Linked DNA regions of Mus musculus: region 2 is linked to region 1. Evidence: chromatin contacts called from ENCODE Hi-C data. All regions are on one chromosome and are shown on one strand. The core of a region is the stretch at or near the end of the contact, and the rest is flanking DNA. Distances in the headings are between cores, read along the strand shown. Region 1 holds the start of Ice1 (interactor of little elongation complex ELL subunit 1). Region 2 holds the start of Ndufs6 (NADH:ubiquinone oxidoreductase core subunit S6).

Evidence for each region. Hi-C counts contacts between places; a loop is a spot of excess contacts on that map.
Region 2: a map of left cerebral cortex shows a loop between it and region 1 (7-fold over the local background). The contact joins the promoter of Ndufs6 here to the promoter of Ice1 in region 1. A Hi-C loop is called at or near these places in 7 of 37 maps with a recorded cell type or tissue (T-helper 17 cell, T-helper 2 cell, left cerebral cortex and 2 more).

Annotation. Positions count from the first base shown.
Region 1 is chr13:70,636,148-70,639,013 of GRCm38, forward strand. Ice1 (interactor of little elongation complex ELL subunit 1) reads right to left here and starts at 1,487. Exons shown (of 19, transcript NM_144837.3): 1 at 1,370-1,487. The coding sequence starts at 1,450.
Region 2 is chr13:73,327,044-73,330,273 of GRCm38, forward strand. Ndufs6 (NADH:ubiquinone oxidoreductase core subunit S6) reads right to left here and starts at 1,439. Exons shown (of 4, transcript NM_010888.2): 1 at 1,296-1,439; 2 at 373-426. The coding sequence starts at 1,403. It also overlaps a transcript of Mrpl36 not described here.

The DNA.
Region 1 (2,866 bases), core at 237-2,736:
AGGATGTCGGGCTTCAAAGAAATCAACCGAACTCGCTCTCCTATAACCTTGTTCAAATACGATTTTTCCAAAGACCAGAAAATCTCAGCAGCCAAAAGCCTGGTCCTTACCCACTCTCCCCTCCTACTTTTGCCTGTTTGTTACCAATATGTTGCTTCTAATGTAACTTTCCTCTTCTCTTTGCGTACATTGTTATAAACTAGCAGGGGATCAAAAAATTTGAGTAAATAGGCTCAAAACACAAATATGGTCCATTAAAGAAGCGTTCCATTCAGAATCTTTTAAGGGAGGGGAGGGTTATAAGATGCCTACACGATGTGGCCTAGCTACAACATGGCTTGACTCTCCATCTTCTCTATGAGAGTGCCAAACCATTTCCTATTCTCCAAGCAACTAGAACATACGAATCGGCGCAGAGACATTGCACTTTACAATAAAAAGCAAACTTCCACAGATAGCTAGCTAGTCTGCATCCCTTATCTCGTCTCACCAACCCCGAGGCTGCCACAGGCTTTGCTCATCAAACATCAAGAAACCGTCCCACTTGTTAAAACCGATCTCCAGAGCTACTTTTCAACATTCACAACTCCCACTGCCTCAACACCACCTCACCAGAACCCCCTGACATCTTCCATTATTTCCTTCCCAACATCTAAAATCCTGTCGAGTCGTACTTGCGCACGTTCATCTTATCCGTGTCCAGGTGGTTTACCAGAATATGAACAGTGCTTAGAACACTGGGTAGAAAGGGGATGAACTGAACGGGAGCAAGGGCAAGTTCCGTTTTGCCACTGACAATAGGTGAATGGAACTCTAAGACAGAAAGCTGTGCGAGTCTCCAGCCCTGAGCACTGGGGACTATTTCTATTGCATCAGTAAAACCTAGAACCCATCTGCAGCGATCCATTGTTAAGAACAGGACATGACACTGTAACAAACTACCTAGACCCACGTATGTTTATTGGACAATTTTAATCAGACAACTAACATGCTACTTAACAAAAGCTAAGCTTGGCAGTATATTAATAGATACGTGTAAGCTAAAATGCAGTTCCGTTCCGGAATCTTGGAAGTCTAGCGACCTGGGCACGCAACATAAAACCCTTGCCTTCAAACAACAAATAATTAGGAGTGCGAGGAGGCCTTCATCACAGAGAGGAAGATTCCCTCCGCGCGTAGACAGCGTCACCCACCAACCAAACTGGGCCCTGCAAACCCTGAGTCGGGAAGACGAGGAGTCCTGAAGAGCACGCTCACTCTGTCCGCCGCCGGCATCGCAGCAGCTGAACCAATTCTGTCCGTGATTAAACAAAGCACCGGCACCCGCCCCCAAAACGGCGCAAAAGGGTCAGCCAGGGATCCTGCGTACCTGCTGCAGGGAGGCGCAGCCCTGACACCGCGCGAGGTCGGCTGGCCCGGGCGCCGCCGGGTGCGTCTCGCCGGGCATCATGGTGCTGCGGCCCGGCCTGCAGGGCGCGCGCTCAGGGGCCCGCTGCCTCGGCCCTGCTCCGCCGCCCCAGCCACCGCCAGCCTGGCCGCTTCCCGCCGGGCGCGGGCAGGTCCATGCGTGCGCCAAGGTCCCCGTGGAGCCGGCCTAGGGCTCAGACCAGCGAAGCAGCCCAGGGCACTTGAGAGCGGCGCAGCCCCGAGGGCCCAAAGCGACGACAGCACACGAGGTCCCCGCCCCACCCAGCCCCGCCCCCCGTCGGGGCTGCCCGCAGATCCGCCTGATCAAAAAGCCAGAACGAAGCGTGGTCGTACAAAAAGCAAAGCCTTAGGACACATCTTGGAAGAGATGAACAAGAGCCAGGGCCTGCCTTCACGAACTGTCTGTGCATCTGTCAGCTGCCTCATTACAGGCCCTGTGTAGACGCCTAAATCCCTTCAGCCTCCAAGGGGCGGGGGTTTTGCGATGTCATTGGCATGCCGACCACCGAAGGAGGACCCGAGCCTGGGTTTGGAAAGTGCGAACGCTTCTTGCAGAGCTACTGCACTATTCTCCCAGTAGACAGGCAGGGAGCGGAAGAAAAACTACAATTCCCGGAGTGCCTCGCAGCGGCAGGGTGAGCACCGCCTGGAGGCCAACCTCTAGGGCTCCATGCTCTGCTACTAACGTGTGGGGTGTGTCTGCACGCAGCCAACCAGACAAACCCCTTCGAGCCGGTTTCCCAGTCATCTTCACCCTTAGGCTGGAGAGGTGGAAAGAAGAAATCCTCATTCAGCTTTAAAAGCCACTTGAAATCAGGGCTTGAACTCTCGCTGACATCCTAGCATTGTATCCACTCTCCTCAGAAACTTTGTTGCCATCAGTATCTGTCTACTAGGAAGTTTCTGGCGGCTCCTCATCTTCTGGTTACAAAGTCCCAATCTCAACAACAGTGTTGCATTTATTAGTGAGGGTTCTCTAGAGTCACAGAACTTATGGGTAGACTCTATATAGTAAGGGAATTTATTGATGACTTATACTCTGTAGTCCAACTCGCCAACAATGGTCAGCAGCAGCTGTGAATGGAAGTCCAACGATCTAGCAGTTGCTCAGTTCCACAGGGCAAGCAGGCAAAGAAGAGAGAGCCTATCTTTCTTCATCTAATGTCCTTATGTAGGTCTCTAGCAGAAGATACGGCCCAAATTAAAGGTGTGTGTCACCATGCCTGGATCTGGGACTTGCTTTGTCCCAGATGACCTTGAACTCAGAGAGCTTCCAATCTTAATCTCTTGGGATTCATAGCCAGTATATGCCTCAAGATCTCCACGATAGGGGCTGGTCAGATGGCTCAGCGGGTAAGAGCACCTGACTGCTCTTCCGAAGGTCCAGAGTTCAAATCCCAGCAACCACATGGTGGCTCACAACCATCCGTAACAAGAT
Region 2 (3,230 bases), core at 189-2,688, 2.7 Mb after region 1:
TGTGATATGTGAGGATTTCTTTAGCTTCTTCCATGTTAAGCTGGCACACACTAAGTACCACTTCCAGGAGGAGCCTAGGACCAACAATGAGGATACAAAAGAGCTACCTCAAAGCTCAAATACCTTTAAGGAACACGAGCTACCTCAAAGATGGGCCCAAGTACAAACATGAAATCCACTTGTCTCTTTACACCTCATACAGAGCTTGAAGGTATTTTTATGCAATACCTCAGTTGTGCCTGTCTTTTCATTACAATCTACCACCCAAGTCAGGCGCAGGATTCACTGTGGTACATTAGTGCTCAATACACTTCCGGCATTTGAGTTGCTCAACCTGCTTAAGTTTTACGAATTCCTCTATCTTTCACTTACCTCTTTCTGACGATCTACAAAACGAACCCTCCTGTAGTCTTTTTCATCATACACCTGGAAAAAAAAGGCCATCTATTATTCTAAATAAAGTCACATAATATTGATTGAAAATACTATAGAACGATGTTCCCCTTGGCCTATACCCATTGATGAGGAGACAGACCCACTAAGAGGCAAAATGAACTTGTACTGAACGGTCTCAGGGGATGACAGGCTGGAGTGCAGACTGGAGACAAAGTTCCTGCCCTCACAAGTAGCCAACTCCAACAGGCGCGATTTCATTTCAGCAGACATAGTTTCTCATTTTTTGGTTCACTATTATATTGAACGAACGCTAGGGTTGCTTTATACACTATTGATAGGCTATTTCTCCACTGGTGAAATGAACCAATTCAAGCCAGATTAAATTATATTAAAGGTAGGTTTATTGGGAAGCCGCTCTCAGGTGAGTTCACTGGCCCCAAGGATTGAGGCCAGAGAAGTCACCATTGGGACAGGAGGAGGGGTCGGGGGAGAGAAAGGGAGTGTGTTCAAGGAGAGGAGAAAGAGACAGGGTGGGAGAAACCAAAATGCCTGGATTATATAGGGAGGATCCTGGGCTGCAACGCCAGGTAGGGACTGAGGAATGCTGGGAGAACCTGCATGCCGGGTCTCCTTTGATATGTAAAATATGCACCTCAGTCCTCTGTCCCGGGTCCAAAACACAACAATCATTTGTTAAAACATTGAACTTAATATAAAGATATGGCCTAAAGAATGAGGAGATCCAAGTCCCAACCGAAAGCCACCAGCTAGAAACCGGAGCAGCGGGTTGCACAAGGTGAGCCCAGTAGTGCCGCGCGCTAGCCTGGCAGAAGCACACCTTGCTGCGCTCCCTGCTACCGTCAGTCTTGGGTTCCAGGCATGGCGGGCGCGGCCGTTACCTGGCCGGTATGCGTGATCTTTTCCCCGCTCGGCGACACTTGAACCCCGAAACCCCGTGCAGCCCTGGGGAGAGTCAACAGCCGGCGGAAGGTCAGCACCGCCGCCATCTTGCCGGTGACCCTTGACCCCACGCGTCGTACCAAGTGCCGGCGCAGGCGCACAGCAGTCGGCGGGGAGTACTTGTGGAACTTTTTTCGTCCTATGCCTGAGCGGCTGGCGGGGCTGGTGGTGGAACTGGATAGGATGCGGAGCTGCGGCTTAACTGTGCGCAGTGTTCAAAGGTTACTAGTGTGACAAAGGCAGGGGGTGGGGGGACGGAAACTGAAGATGCGCTGTGTGTGCTTTTATGCCAATGGAGAAAATGCAGATTTTCCGTGGGTTGGTTTGTTTTTTGTTTTCTGTTTTGTTTTGAGTAAAGAAGTAAGTTGTTCAGCAGAAGAAACAGTTTGTGCAGTCAACTCTCCTGGTCCTGTATGTTGGTGTAGGAAAGTTAGATTTCTGAGCATTTTTGCAACGCTGCAGTAGTTCAGTTTCCAGTTAGACTGCAAGGAAGTTTACCCAGCATTGGAAAGCTGTCCGGAAAAGCTCTGCTATGTAGAAAAAAACCTGATGCAAATCGTAGTCTGTAACTCTGAAGGCTGTTTTGGCCTCTCCTGCCTCATTTGAATCTGAGTCCGAACCTCCCTTGGAACGACATATACTGTCAAACCCCAAAGTAGCCTGAACAACTTTGCTCAGAGGTAGACAGGTGGGACCCCAGACTCAGAGCAGGGCCGGGTCACTAATTCCGAGAAAGTGCCAGAAGCTAGCATGTGTTGTTTGGGATCTCTTGGCCAGGATTGGAGGTTAATGACCTGGTATCTACCTTTCTGTGCTCTGCTATAGCATAAGGACTAGGTGAGTCTGAAGACGAAAGGGGTAACCAGAGAGGGCCCTAAGACACAAGGACAAAGACCTCGCCAAGTTGAAAAATGCCCCAATAAATGTGGGCCTAAGATGCCCTGGCTAGCCTTAAGCTCTGTAAGCCAGGCTAACCTAGCACTCACTGTCTTCCTGCCTCAGCCTTTGGAGTGCTGGGATTTCAGGCTTATGTCTCCACACCCTGTCCTGCAGATTTGTCTCATTCTCCCTCTTTTTAAAGGATTTATTTTATATGTATGAGTGTATACATTTATATATGGCCATGTGTGTGGTTACCTGGTACCAAGAGAAGGGCACAGGATCTCCAGACAGGTCAAGTTACAGTCCATTTGAGTAGTTGTGTGGGTGCTGGGAACAGAATGATGGTCTTCTGCAAGAGTAGCAGGTGCTCTTAGCCATCAAGCTATCTCTCCAGCCCTAAGTCTCTATTTAAACCCTAACACCCCCTGTCTGTGTATGAGTTCACACACATGTGAGTTCATACACAGGTGCCACAGAGCACATGTGGAAGTTGGAGGAAGCCAGTCTCTTTTTCCATGTGAGTTCTGGGGACTGAACTGAGGTCTACAGACTTGCATGGAAAGCACTTGTGACTCCCAGGCCATCTCTCTGACCCACATTATTTTTTTTAATTGCTAGAACTCTGGAGTCCTTTTTTCCTTTTCTTTCTTTCTTTCTTTTTTTTTTTTTTTTTTAGGCATTTTTATTAGATATTTTCTTCATTTACATTTCAAATGCTATCCCCCAAAGTCCCCTATACCCTCCTCCCTCCCCCCTCCCCAACCCACCCACTCCCACTTCCTGGCCCTGGCATTGCCCTGAACTAGGGCATATAATCCCCAAAGAAAGACCAAGGGCCTCTCCTCCCATTGATGGCCGACTAGGTCATCCTCTGCTACATATGCAACCAGAGACACAGCTGGGGGGGGGGGGCGGTGTTTACTGGTTAGTTCATATTGTTGTTCCTCCTATAGGGTTGTCAACCCCTTTAGCTCCTTGGGTACTTTCTCTAG